Linked DNA regions of Homo sapiens: region 1 is linked to region 2. The links are chromatin contacts, found by Hi-C or POLR2A ChIA-PET in ENCODE. All regions are on one chromosome and are shown on one strand. The core of a region is the stretch at or near the end of the contact, and the rest is flanking DNA. Distances in the headings are between cores, read along the strand shown.

What was found. A loop is a pair of places that touch in the nucleus more often than their neighbours do. ChIA-PET counts read pairs that join two places held with the same protein, here RNA polymerase II (POLR2A). Pooled maps may share reads with other maps.
Region 1: a pooled map shows a loop between it and region 2 (2.6-fold over the local background). The contact joins two enhancer-like sites. A Hi-C loop is called at or near these places in 2 of 50 pooled maps. POLR2A ChIA-PET finds 5 or more read pairs at or near these places in 8 of 52 experiments (GM12878, H1, HepG2 and 5 more).

Annotation. Positions count from the first base shown.
Region 1 is chr1:8,655,800-8,662,275 of GRCh38, reverse strand. It overlaps RERE (arginine-glutamic acid dipeptide repeats), which reads left to right. Exons shown (of 23, transcript NM_001042681.2): 2 at 5,835-6,303. The coding sequence starts at 5,979. Among named protein-coding and RNA genes, the nearest start is that of RERE, 160 kb to the left of the region's middle. Within about 2 kb of position 1,920, at least 28 of the 41 ENCODE cell types and tissues checked have a DNase peak (open chromatin) inside an H3K27ac peak, as active enhancers do; they include GM12878, where a contact is called at or near this core.
Region 2 is chr1:8,759,097-8,765,831 of GRCh38, reverse strand. All of the region lies in intron 1 of RERE (arginine-glutamic acid dipeptide repeats), which reads left to right. Among named protein-coding and RNA genes, the nearest start is that of RERE, 55 kb to the left of the region's middle. RefSeq lists an enhancer at 1,712-1,761. Within about 2 kb of position 1,756, at least 4 of the 41 ENCODE cell types and tissues checked have a DNase peak (open chromatin) inside an H3K27ac peak, as active enhancers do; they include GM12878, where a contact is called at or near this core.

The DNA of each region.
Region 1 (6,476 bases), core at 671-3,170, 100 kb after region 2:
TTGAAGAGGTAAGATGGTGTTTGTAGAGGCTGAAGTAACCTAAAATGAAGAGTAATTCTGTATATTGGCTCTGCTGAAAGCTTTGATTCTTTCCCCTAGATTAAGTGGGGAATCTAATAGGATCAAAAAACTGTGAGGAATCTGGCCTTCAGCTAAATAGGTGAAGCTGCCATTTTTTGAGCTTTGGCAACTGCCCACATATTCTTACTTAAGATGAAATGATGATGTATAATCTTCTAATCAGGAAATGATTGAGAGGAATATACTTAAAAGGAGTCCTAAGGGTACTGCCTTTGGAAATGTGTAACTCATAAGTCTATTTTGAATATCCTCTGCACTCAAGCGTGAGCAATAAATGTTCTCATGAGTTTTAAAAGTTTTGTCAAAAAGTTGTACTCACTTCCTGGGTGATCTCATTCAGTCTCATGGCTTTAAAAACTAAATTATTATCTCCAGCCTGGACCTCTGCCAACTTCGACTCTGTGATTTTCTAGGCTTCTTGATCAAGCTTAACACATTCAAAGCCAAATTCCTGGTCTCCCCATGAAACTCAAACAGCAGCTTCATCCATCCAGGCCAGATGTCCTTTTTCTTTTTTCCCTCTCTCTCTCACCTCTCAAGTTTATCAGCACATCCTATTTATTTGACTCTTACCTTTAAAACATACAAACATGAGACTTTCCCCATTCTCTGTTGCTACTACCCCAGCCCTTCCCAGCTGCTGCTTGTCTTCCCGGGGTGATCGTGCCCCACTGCGCTCCTTGAGGTTTTATCAGCGGCCAGAGTGATCTCCGGTAAACAGAAGTCAGATCATGCCTTTCTTTGCTACTCACATCCCTGCTAAAGTGTCATTCGAGTAACTTCATTTCACTTGAGTAAAAGCCAGAGTCCTTTCCCTGGCCCATGAGGCCTGCCAGGATCCAGGTCCTCCTCCCCCTGCCCCTTCAACCTCTGAACTCATCTCTGACCTCTCTCCCCCTTTTTGTGCTATTCCTGCCCCTCTGGTCTCCTGTGTCTTGAGTGGGCCTGGCTCATTCCTGCTTCTGGACCTTGCACTTTTTCCCCTCTTCAGGAATCACCTCCCTTCATGTGTCCTTGGCTTTCTCTCTAATGCTCCTACTCAGGGTCAAAGCCCCCTCAGAGAGGCCTTCCCTGAACATCTTGTTTAAAATTGCAGTCCTGCAACACTGTGTCCCCCTTAGATTTCCCATGTAAGATCTTCTCATTAGGTATGGTGCCTTTTGTTGGTGGTCTCTCTCCACTGCTGAGCACATAAGCTCAAGATAAGGGCAGGGGTTTTATGTTGAGTTTTCTGCTGTTTACCAACACCTGGAGCTGTAAATAGCACATAATAGGCATTCACTTGACATTTGTTCACTGAGTAGCTGAAGCTTGTTGTAAATCTGAAATGTATTCTACATTAGATTTTCTTCCTTTTCTTATTTAAAGCATGTTATAATGTGTTTCCTGTTTCACTGGGTTGGGTAGTGATTGACACAGATATTTTCAATGTTTTTGGCTTTCCGACTGGAGAAAAATAGCTTTGGGGGCAGAGTGAGTGTGTTTCTTAAATCTGTCTGCGTGAATCATCAGCATGGATGAATGTAGGAGAAGTTGGTGCCTGTGAAGAGCTGGAGATCCTGGCAGCACAGGCAGCAGGAGTTCCTGTGCAAGCCAGATAGGGTTGAGCTCTGAGACAGCTGCACTGGAATCCTACTTCGTGCCCATTGGCTGCGTGGCCTTGTGCAGATGATCTCTTCTGAGTTCTGTAGACTGTAAAGCGAGGATGACAACTTCTGTCCAGTTCACTTCATGAGTTGGAAGAATCAAATGAGGGACTTGCTCTGTAAACCTCATGGTGCTATAATAAAGATGCTGTTGTTGTATCGTCTACTTTGTAGATCATTTCTAGCAAATTGAAGTGACAACTCTCCTTCTCAGTGCCATCTGGTTCCTCTCTGGGTCCCTTTCTTTATCTGTCACATCATTGGTATGTGTTGATCACTGTACACTAAGGCGCAGAAGAATTATAATTCATATGCTAAACATAGAGGAAAAAAATATATTCCCATTGAGCTGTATTTTAGAGCCAAATGTAAATGGTAATTGGATTGACTTTTGCTTAGATTATTAATGTTCATACTTATCTGAAAGTTGGTTATATAAATATGTCATTAATATATAAATGATATGGTATTAATTATTCATATAATTTAATATATTAATATAACATGCAGATTATGTAATATATAAATAGAGCCAACTTTCAGATAAATCAGAACATTGATTTTATAAATATACACATATACTGGATTTTGTTTTATAGACATCTTTATTGTTTCTTGAATTTTTAACTTTCTTGCTCACTTTTGGCAGAAACAACTCTATTTTCTTTGTAAATAGAAACAGTGTATGATTTTGTAGTGAGTAGTGTTGAATGTACAATTTGGACTTACTATTTTTTCTCTTTGAGTGCTGAAAAAATGTTTTCTACACAGTTTTCTGGAGCAGTTATCTTGTTAACCCCAGGGAGAATGATTTTTTTTCTTAAAGTTATCAGAAGTGTTTCTGTCTGAAACTGCAGTTGCAGTGGAGAGGTTTTCAGCCCAAGCTTTTCATTCTTTTTGGACTCCTAGTAGACACTGATGAGTTTTCAGGGTCAAAGAGGAACATTTTAACAATGGTGTTAGCTGATCGTTTTTTGTTTGTTTTTTATTTTGAGACGGAGTCTCGCTTTGTCTCCCAGGCTGGAGTGCCATGGCACAATCTTGGCTCATTGCAACCTCCGCTTCCTGGGTTCATACGATTCTCCTGCCTCAGCCTCCCGAGTAGGTGGGATTACAGGCACCCATCACTGCACCCAGCTAATTTTTGTATTTTTAGTAGAGACAGGGTTTCGCCATCTTGGCCAGGATGGCTTCGAACGCCTGACCTCAGGTGATCCGCCCGCTTCAGCCTCCCAAAGTGCTGGGATGACAGGCATGAGCCACCGCCCCTGGCCTGATAGTTTTCTTTCTTTCATGATTGGCTCGTTCATGCTCTAAACTTAAGACTTGTCGAGGAAGTAGTAGGTCTCTGTATTTTCAGTTGCTAGCACTAGTAGCCTACCAGGACTTGGGAGTTTATGACTATCTGTTTAGCAGACGGTTCATCTGGGCAAAACTTTTGTAGGCAGTGATAATTTTTCCTTTTCTTGAAATATGTTTAGAAAATGGAAATCCTGTTTGAAACAGCATGTTTCTTACATAGAAGGAAGTAATCTAGTTTTGTGCTACATGCGTTCCTTCTTCTAATGTAGCTTATGATGCATGATTGCTCCTTCATCACCTATCTTCCAAAGACTAAATACTTTCTATTTTGCTGAATGTCTAAGGATATTTGAGATGCTTATGAGGAGGTCTTTTCTGGTAAGAGGTTTGACCTAAGAGCGCTGCAGAGAATATATGGTAATTGTTATGGTTTTAGCATGACCAAAGAGAATTTTCTTTTTTCTTTCTTTCTTTCTTTCTTTTTTTTTTTTGAGATGGAGTCTCTCTCGTTGCCCAGGCTGGAGTGCAGTGGCACGATCTCAGCTCACTGCAACCTCTGCCACCTGGGTTCAAGCGGTTCTCCTAACTCAGCCTCCCGAGTAGCTGGGACTACAGGTGTCCACCACCACGCTCGGCTAATTTTTTGTATTTTTAGTAGAGATGGGGTTTCACCGTGTTAGCCAGGATGGTCTCGACCTCCTGACCTCGTGATCTGCCCACCTCGGCCTCCCAAAGTGCTGGGATTACAGGTATGAGCCACCATGCCTGGCTGACCAAAGAGAATTTTCTCTGCATCTGAAGCATGTAACTGCAAACTGATTTGTTTGTGGTTGTCAAGTAAAGAGGACCAATCTTTTGTTTGTTTATATGCACTGTTTCCTTTCTCACCCTAGTTGCATGAGAAACAGAAGCTTCTTAGATTGATCGGTTGCCTCCTTTTGTTGCATTTGAGCATTGAGAACAAGGACCATGAGTTTTCTCCTCCATTGTGGTTTTAGTTCTAACACTTGGCACATAGTATTTAGTAAAGATTTGTTGAATAAGTGAGATAGGGTATTGGGGAAGATCATAAGAAAAACAAAAGATAAATTATTTATTTATAAATTTATTGTTAGGTCTATTCCAAAACTGACTTAGAAAGACAAAATTTTTTCCTGCTATAAAATATCTGTAAGAACTGTGTTAGCTTGGAGTTTGGGATTCACTTTTCCCATTGCAGACGCTTAAAAACCTCAAGACTTTTCTTGTTGGGTTTCTTTTTGGGGAGTACTTTATTAGGGATACCATTTATAGTAGAAATCTGGAAGACTGTAAAAACCACTTAATATTCCCGAAAGATGGAAGCTTGTTTCTGGAAGCTGTTATGTTTTGTTAAGGCAGAGACAATACATTTTCTTTTCTTTATTGAGATGGAGTCTTTTGCCCAGACTGGAGTGCAGTGGTGTGATCTCGGCTCACTGTAACCTCTGCCTCCTAGGTTCAAGCGATTCTCCTGCCTCAGCCTCCCAAGTAGCTGGGACTATAGGCGTGTGCCACTGTGCCCAGCTACTTTTTGTGTGTTTAGTAGAGACAGAGTTTCACCACGTTGGCCAGGCTGGTCTCGAACTTCTGACCTCACGTGATCCCCCTGCCTTGGCCTCCCAAAGTGCTGTGATTACAGGTGTGAGCCACCACGCCTGGCCAGTAATACATCTTTAGAGAGATCATTTTCCTTGGAACATAACTGAAAATGGTAGGATGAAAAGATGTGTAAAATGTAACTGAAGGTGGAAAAATCTTGCTCTGAAGCTCTCACTTTCGTTTGAGTTAAATATTATTTTTATTCTTGAAGGAAGTTCTGGGAGTTTGTAGAAGTAGCCAGAAAATATCTTTAGAATATAGTGCTCTATGCGATATCCTGAGACTTTTTTTTCTTTTCTTCTTCTTTTTTTTTTTTTTTTGAGACGGAGTCTCTCGCTCTGTCGCCCAGGCTGAAGTGCAGTGGCACAATCTCGGCTCACTACAAGCTCCGTCTCCTGGGTTCACGCCATTCTCCTGCCTCAGACTCCTGAGTAGCCGGGACTACAGGCGCCCGCCACCACACCCAGCTAATTTTTGTTGTATTTTTTAGTAGAGACAGGGTTTTACCACATTAGCAAGGATGATCTTGATCTCCTGACCCCGTGATCCATCTTCCTCGGCCTCCCAAAGCGCTGGGATTACAGGCGTGAGCCACCGCGCCCGGCCTATCCTGAGACATTTTTGACAGTGCTGCAAACTATTACTATTTTTTCAGGTAGAAATATTTTATTTTATGTTGGAGATGGGATCTCGCTTTGTTGCCAGGGTTGGTCTTGAACTCCTGGCTTCAAGTGGTCCTTCTGGCTTGGCCTCTCAAAATGCTGGGATTACAAGGCATGAGCCGCAGTGCCTGGCCTGGAAATAATTTTTACTACAGATTCTTTCCTCTTTAAATTAATATTATGAGTTATGAAGCTCCTTTTGTATAATAATACCCATTATATGTTGTCTACCAGGGTATTGGTTTGCTTTTTCTTTAAAAAGGAGAAAACATGTAAGGTGGAGGAAGTGTAGTTTACTCTTAGGCATTCAGACAGTTTTTATTATTGGTGTCATAAAAAACCCCAAACCATTTGCTGAGACCAAAAACTGTAGTTTTTAAATTTTAACACTTAATTTTTCTCCTGTGGCTTGTGCGAAGTTTTTAGGTGTAAAGCATGAATAAGTAAGAGATTCATTTAACAAAACATTATTTTAGGAAACAAATATGAAAAAGCGTTAAAACCATTCTTTTTTCTCTCCTAGCATTTTTGAAACGTTGGGGTTGTTGGAGTGGTTGGATTTTCCCTGGAATTGAGTGAGAAATTCAGAAGACTGAAGCCCAGGCTTACTGTCTACCTTTCACGGAGGCCTAGCCGTGAGAGGACAGAAGAAGGCACGTGGCGAATCATGACAGCGGACAAAGACAAAGACAAAGACAAAGAGAAGGACCGGGACCGAGACCGGGACCGAGAGAGAGAGAAAAGAGACAAAGCAAGAGAGAGTGAGAATTCAAGGCCACGCCGGAGCTGTACCTTGGAAGGAGGAGCCAAAAATTATGCTGAGAGTGATCACAGTGAAGACGAGGACAATGACAACAATAGTGCCACCGCAGAGGAGTCCACGAAGAAGAATAAGAAGAAACCACCGAAAAAAAAGTCTCGTTATGAAAGGACAGATACCGGTGAGATAACATCCTACATCACTGAAGATGATGTGGTCTACAGACCAGGAGGTAAGGAGCCTTACGTTTGGGTCTTGCCAATGTTTACAGTGGGGGAATGATCTTGGCATTATGGTGAAATAAATACGCTTTGTACACTTTAAGGAAGGCTTGGAATCTAGAAGAGTAGGAAACTTAATTTGGTAAACATGTGACCCACTTTTGGTCAGTTAGGTTCACCCACT
Region 2 (6,735 bases), core at 507-3,006:
TGCAGGCACGTGCCACCATGTCCTACTAATTTTTGTATTTTTAGTAGAGACGGGGTTTCACCATGTTGGCCAGGATGGTCTCGATCTCCTGACCTTGTGATCCGCCTGCCTCGGTCTCCCAAAGTGCTGAGATTACAGGTATGAGCTACCTCGCCTGGCATAATTTTGTATTTTTAGTAGAGATGGGGTTTCACCAGGTTGACCTGGCTGGTTTTGAACTCCTGACCTCGGGTGATCCATCCACCTCAGCCTCCCAAAGTGCTGGTATTACAGACATGAGCCACCGCATCCGGCCTTTTGTTTGGTTTTATAACAGCTTTATTGAGATACAATTCACATATCATATAATTTACCTACTTAAATTGTACAATTCAATTGTTTTTTGTGTTCACAGAGTTGTGCAATCATCACTGCAATTTCAGAACATTTAATTATGCCCAGAAGAAATCCTGTATCCATGAGCAGTTACTCCTCATTTCCTCCTCTACTCATCCCCCAGCCCTAAGCAGCCCTTAATCTTCTTTCTGTCTTTATGGATTTGCCTATTCTGGACATTTCACGTTAATTGAATCATGTAGTCTTTTGTAACTGGCTGCTTTGACTTAGTATAATGTTTTCAAGGTTCACCCATGTGGTAGCATAACATCTGTACTTCATTCCCAATAAATGCCAAATCATAGTCCATTGTGTGGCTATGCCACATTTTATTTATTCACTAGTTGATGGACACTTTGAATGGTTCTACTTTTTGGCTGTTAAAAAAATGCTGTTGTGAACGTTCATGTACAAACTTCTGTGAGGATGTGTATTTGCATTTCTCTTGGGGTGACTTCCAAAGCCTAAGAGTGAAATTTTTGGGGGGTATGGAACCTCTGTTTAACATTTTGAGAAACTGACAAACTGTTTTCCAAAGTGGCTACACCATGTTACAATTTTACTAGCAATGCATGAACCTTGCAGTTTTTCCACATTAGCACTAATACTTACTATCTGGGTTTTGGATTGTAGCCATTCTGATGGGTGTGAAGTGGTATCTTACAGTTTTGATTTGCATTTCCCTAATGAGGTTGAGCCTCTGTCTTGTGCTTACTGGCCCTTTGCTTTTTTGGAGCCTTTGATCTTTTAAAAATAGAAATCTGGGTGAATTACGTCCCTGAGTAATGGCTGTGTGGTGAACATTCTTTTCTTCTTAGCCTGGTCACCTCTTGCTTGCTTCAGTTTACAGGTAATTTTCTTCAGGGAGCCTTCCTTGAACCCCGGCTGTTTGCATTCAGCCCACTCTGTTGTTGTGATTGTTTATCTAGACTTCCTTTCTGACCACACTAAGCATAGTTAACAGAGATTATACTTGGCATGGGATTGACTGGATGACTGAATACATAGATGACTGTAGCTTTTTTTTGTTTTTAAACATTTAACTTAAGAAAAAAATTCTGTCTTGGAGTTAGTACCCGAAGCAGTATTTCATGATTTTTGTGTGTTCCTTGTTTCCTCTCATTTTCCCGATGGCACTAAGGCACCTGGCTGGGATCCTATAGAGAGCGACACATTGCAGTTGCTCTCTGCATAGTAAGCTTCCCCCAAGAGTCATAGATGAGGCAAAACCCATGTGTACTCTGAGGCCAGGGCTGAGTGCATAAGGAGCAGCTGCAACTTGCCCTGGGGATATTCTTTGACCTGGAGGAGGCAGTGATGAGGGAAAGGGAAGACAGCGTGGGAACCATCTTGATAAGAAGCATGGGGTTCTGAGAAATAGCCTCCTAGGATTGGTACACTGCAGCTGGTGGCAGAGGTCTTCTTGACCTTGAGTTAGCTTTTTGAGTGAGAATAAATAACAGTCAACTAGCACCTTCACTTCCTGAATTATAGGAGGGACTTTTTTTTTTTTTTTTTAGACGGAGTCTTGATCTGTTGCCAGGCTGGAGTGCAGTGGCGTGATCTCGGCTTACTGCAACCTCTGCTTTCTGGGTTCAAGTGATTCTCCTGCCTCGGCCTCCCGAGTAGTTGGGACTACAGGTGCGCATGCCACCACACCCGGCTAATTTTTGTACTTTTAGTAGAGATGGGGCTTCACCATGTTGGCCAGGATGGTCTCTATCTCCTGACCTCGTGATCCGCCTGCCTCGGCCTCCCAAAGTGCTGGGATTACAGGCATGAGCCACCGTGCCCGGTCTTGTTTTTTGTTTGTTTGTTTTTTGAGACGGAGTCTAGCTCTGTCGCCCAGGTTGGAGTGCAGTGGTTCGATCTTGCCTCACTGCAACCTCTGCCTCCCAGGGTCAAGTGATTCCCCTGCCTTAGCCTCCTGAGTGGCTGGGATTACAGGCGTGCGCCTCCACATCTGGCTGATTTTTTTGTGTTTTTAGTTGAGACGGGGTTTCATTATGTTGGTCAGGCTGGTCTCAAACTCCTGATTTCAAATGATCCATGCGCCTCAGTCTCCCGAAGTGCTGGGATTACAGGTGTGAGCCACTGCGCCCAGCTGGACATCATTTTTAATACTGCATGGAAACTCTTGATTATGGGAGTAGATTTTTTTTCTTTTAGTTTTCAAGAAGTACCTCTTACTTATTTTTTTAAGGACGTCTTATTTCTGAACTGAGAAGTGAATTACACCCTATGATTTTTTGCAGAGTTGTACAAAAACAAATAGAATCTGGATTTGTTCCTATGGTTGTAACTTTACTGAGGTAAATATTATCTTTCTCCATCAAGCTGTCTAGAAATAATCTTCTGTTTTCATTTTCGTCCTCTAAACCTGCTATATATTGCAGATAGGAAATTTCTGAGTCACTGTTTTCTTTTTTAAGCTTACTGGACCCTAACTTCTTTTAGTCTTCCATGCCTAGATTTTTGCTGATTGAGGGACTGTGATAATTTTTTTTTCCTCCTTTGCTCAAGAGTGTGACTTTACTGTAGAAGGCAAAATACTAATTTTCCATGGTCCCAGGTCATTCTGGAATTTTGAGCTCCTAGTCTTCATTTATGTGGTGTAGTTTCTCCATAAGCCTTGCCATAAGGGGAAGAAAAAGAGGAGCTGACCTTATGGTGGAAACATCAATGTTTGGAGAAGAAGTATTGGAGAAATAAGGAGGCTGTTTTAAACAGGGTGGTCATTAAGGTCATCTTGAATCGTTTAGTCCATTATCAGAGGAAAGTCCCCCTGAGGCTTCATCCAGAAGGACCAAAGCTGAGGCCCTAGGAAATGTTCCTGGCCTCAGTGAATAGTAGAGTTAGATGGTGCCTGACCTAGCTAACTGATGCTACTTTTTTTGTCTTCAAATAAAATAAGCACCTTTCTCGGGTATTCTAGGAACCAAAAAGGGCTGGTTTCATGGAAATTATGATTAGTCTTCACAATTTGTATGTTTTAAAAAAATTAAGTAAATGGGCACAAGTTCTTGTGCTGAAAAGCTTGTGTTATAACCGAGAAAGCTGATTTGTAATTTTTTCATTCATTTGTCAAATATTTAAGTACCTACTGTGTGCAAGTATATTTTCACCAGAATTTGTGGGAGACTCACAGTTCAATTAGACATTGAACCTTCTCCTAAGGCGCTTGTCTTCCAGTAGGGTGACGATGCTTGTATGTCAGTACAGGTACTTGTGATAGGAGGCTGAAATTGGTAAGGGTCAAGTGAGGTACTGCTGAAGTTCAGAGGAGGAAGCAATGACCTCTCCTTAGGGGAAGGAGATTACACAAGGTTGCTTGGAGAAGGAGGCATTTGGTCTGAATCTTGAAGGGTTGATTGGTGGGGAATGGAGCCTTTTTGAAGGTGTTCTGATAAAGGAGTGACATGATAGAGTTGTGTTTTAGGATAGCTATTTCTAGTATGTCATGAAAGGAAGAGAGTGAAGACTGGGTGGAAAGTAATGAGAATCTAACCTTTCTTTTTTCTTTTCCTTTTTTTTGAGACAGAGTTTCACTCTTGTTGCCCAGTCTGGAGTGCAATGGCGTGATCTTGGCTCACTGCAACCTCCGCCTCTTGGGTTTAAGTGAGTCTCCTGCCTCAGCCTTCCGAGTAGCTGGGATTACAGGCATGCACCACCACGCCCGACTATTTTTTTGTATTTTTAGTAGAGACGGGGGAGTTTCTCCATGTTGGTCAGGCTGGTCTTGAACTCCTGACCTTAGGTGATCTGCCTGCCTCGACCTCCCAAAATGCTGGGATTACAGGCATGAGCCACCATGCCCGGCCGAGAATCTAACCTTTCTAACTGTAGGGGAAATGAAGAGGTATGACAGATGGGAGACGTTGTAGAGGTAGAATTAGTTGGATTTGGCAACTGTTAGAACAAGGCATATAGTCTTACATGTGGGGGAGGTGTGAAGCATAGGTAATTTGCATTACACCTGTGCCATTAAAAAATTGGGAACACAGGAGGACAAACTGATTTGAGGAAGAAGATGCTAATAAATACAGCTTTTTATTGAGATGAGTGATTTTTGTCATTAGGCAGATGGAAATATTTAATATCTTGAGAAGTCATCAAGGTTAAGATGGAGATACTGAGAATGGGGTAGTTGAAGCCCCGAGGTGGAATAAAATTGCCAAAGGATTTAGTGTCAGATGTATCTTTTCCAAGTTTGTCACATTGCAAAACCTGAAAATCCTCCAGTTTTAGGACAGGATTGCTCTGGTGTTGTTTAAAGAACTCAGATTCTTCCTTTGAGTTTTTATTTCTCTTTGAGGTTCTTTCATTTTGATTCTCATTTTGGTAAGACGGTAAAGCATAATGGTTCCGAGTCTGAGCTTGAGAACAGAAGGATTGGGTTTGAATCCTTGTTCTGCCACCTCTCTGTCCTGTAATCCTGTTAGAGTTATGGAACGTCTTTGTGCCTCCATTTCCTTGTCTATATAATGGAGCTGATAATAGCTAAATGATAGGGTTGTTTATACATTAGTGGGATAATGTATGAAAATAATTTAGCCTGGCACATGGAACATAAGAAGTGCTCCATAAATGGTAGCTAATGTTGCCCTGAGAGTCTTGCTGGCTCCACTGCTTCTAATCCTAGAGTGTAGAGCTTCTCTTTTTAAATATAAAATTGTACAAAGTGTTTTGTTTTCATTTAGCATAACTGACACTGGCTGGATTTTCAAAGAATTTAACTTAGTATTAATATTAGTATTCCAAGGGAATAATTATAGTAAATATATTAAGAAACCATCCTGGGTGACAGAGCGAGACCCTATCTTCAAAACACAACAAAAATCCATGGAAATGGGCTTAAAATATCAAAAGCCTGTCCAAATTCAGTTACCTGTTCTTGGGCTTCCTGCTACCCTCCCTGTGACCTCTCACCCTTCACACCAAGGAACTGTGTCTCTCACACCTCTACCAGGTCCCTGCAGATACTTGCAACAAAGCTGTACTACTGACCCAGGACTCTTTCTTTTAATTCATCTCCGATTTTTGGCATCTTATCTAAGGCTGACTTTTGTGGACTGTGGTGATTGATATAAATGATGTATAAATGATTGTCTTAACTATTACAGGCCTAGGGGCTGGGCGCAGTGGCTTACGCCTCTAATCCCTGCACTTTGGGAGGCCGAGGCGGGCGGATCACCTGAGGTCAGGAGTTCAAGACCAGTCTGGCCAACATGATGAAACCCCGTCTCTACTGAAAATACAAAAAATTAGCTGGGCGCGGTGGCGGGCACCTGTAATCCCAGCTACTCAGGAGGCTGAGGCAGGAGAATTGCTTGAACCCGGGAGGCAGAGGTTGCAGTGAGCTGAGATTACGCCACTGCACTCCAGCCTGGGCAACAAGAGTGAAACTCCATCTCAAAAAAACAAAACAAAACTAAACTAAACTAATGATAGGCCTAGGTCTATTTACTTGGGGAGAATTTATTTTGAATTATTTCTCAGATAAATCTTCCTTTTCCCATATAGGAAACTGACCTTAATTAGATTTATACAGTGTAATAGCTCTGATCATCAAGACATATTGTGTGTGTGTGTGTGTGTGTGTGTGTGTGTGTGTGTGTATAGAGAGAGTAAGAATTTAGAGTTATACGTATATTGGCAGGAAAATTGTCCCTCACATTTGAATTTTGTAGTGTTTTTCTTCATGTCTGTTGAACTTGTGTAGTGTTCTAAGTTCTTTATGGCTGTTTTGCAATTGAGCGTAGTGGGTGTACAGTTTCACACAACCTGCAGTTAGCAGAGCCACTTAGTTATTGGGATGGGAATGGCACCCATATCTCTTGAGATTTTGATTTTTTAAAAACTGTGCTAAACCGTATTCTCCAAAGGAGAGAAGAAAGAATTTTGCAGTTTTCGTTCTGTTTTTTCTTTTGGGAAGCGTCTACTTTGGAGAATTTAACCCTTTTCTAAAGTAACTGCAGTTGTCTTTTATTCCCCTTTTTGAAATACCTGTGACCTATAGTTTGATTGGACCAACAAAGGCCTCAGGTGCACTGGCTTGTTTCACTTGTGTGCTTCTGGCCTTTTTCTTTCTAATTCTTCATCCTTGCCTTTTGAAAGGATGATGCTCTTTTCCAAGTGACCTCTAGCAGATTCTGAGATGTAGTGTCCGATTTAGTAATTTTCTCATATAAAAGGATTCTACAGTTAATGTGTCAGAAGAGGTAATAGTTGACAGTAAAGTAGGAATTTTTCATTTTTCTAAAGGAAAAATATAACCTTTCAGTGACTTAATACCTCTTTCCTTTCTTTGACAATCACAGTATCTTTTTATTTTTATTTATTTTTTCAAGATGGAGTCTC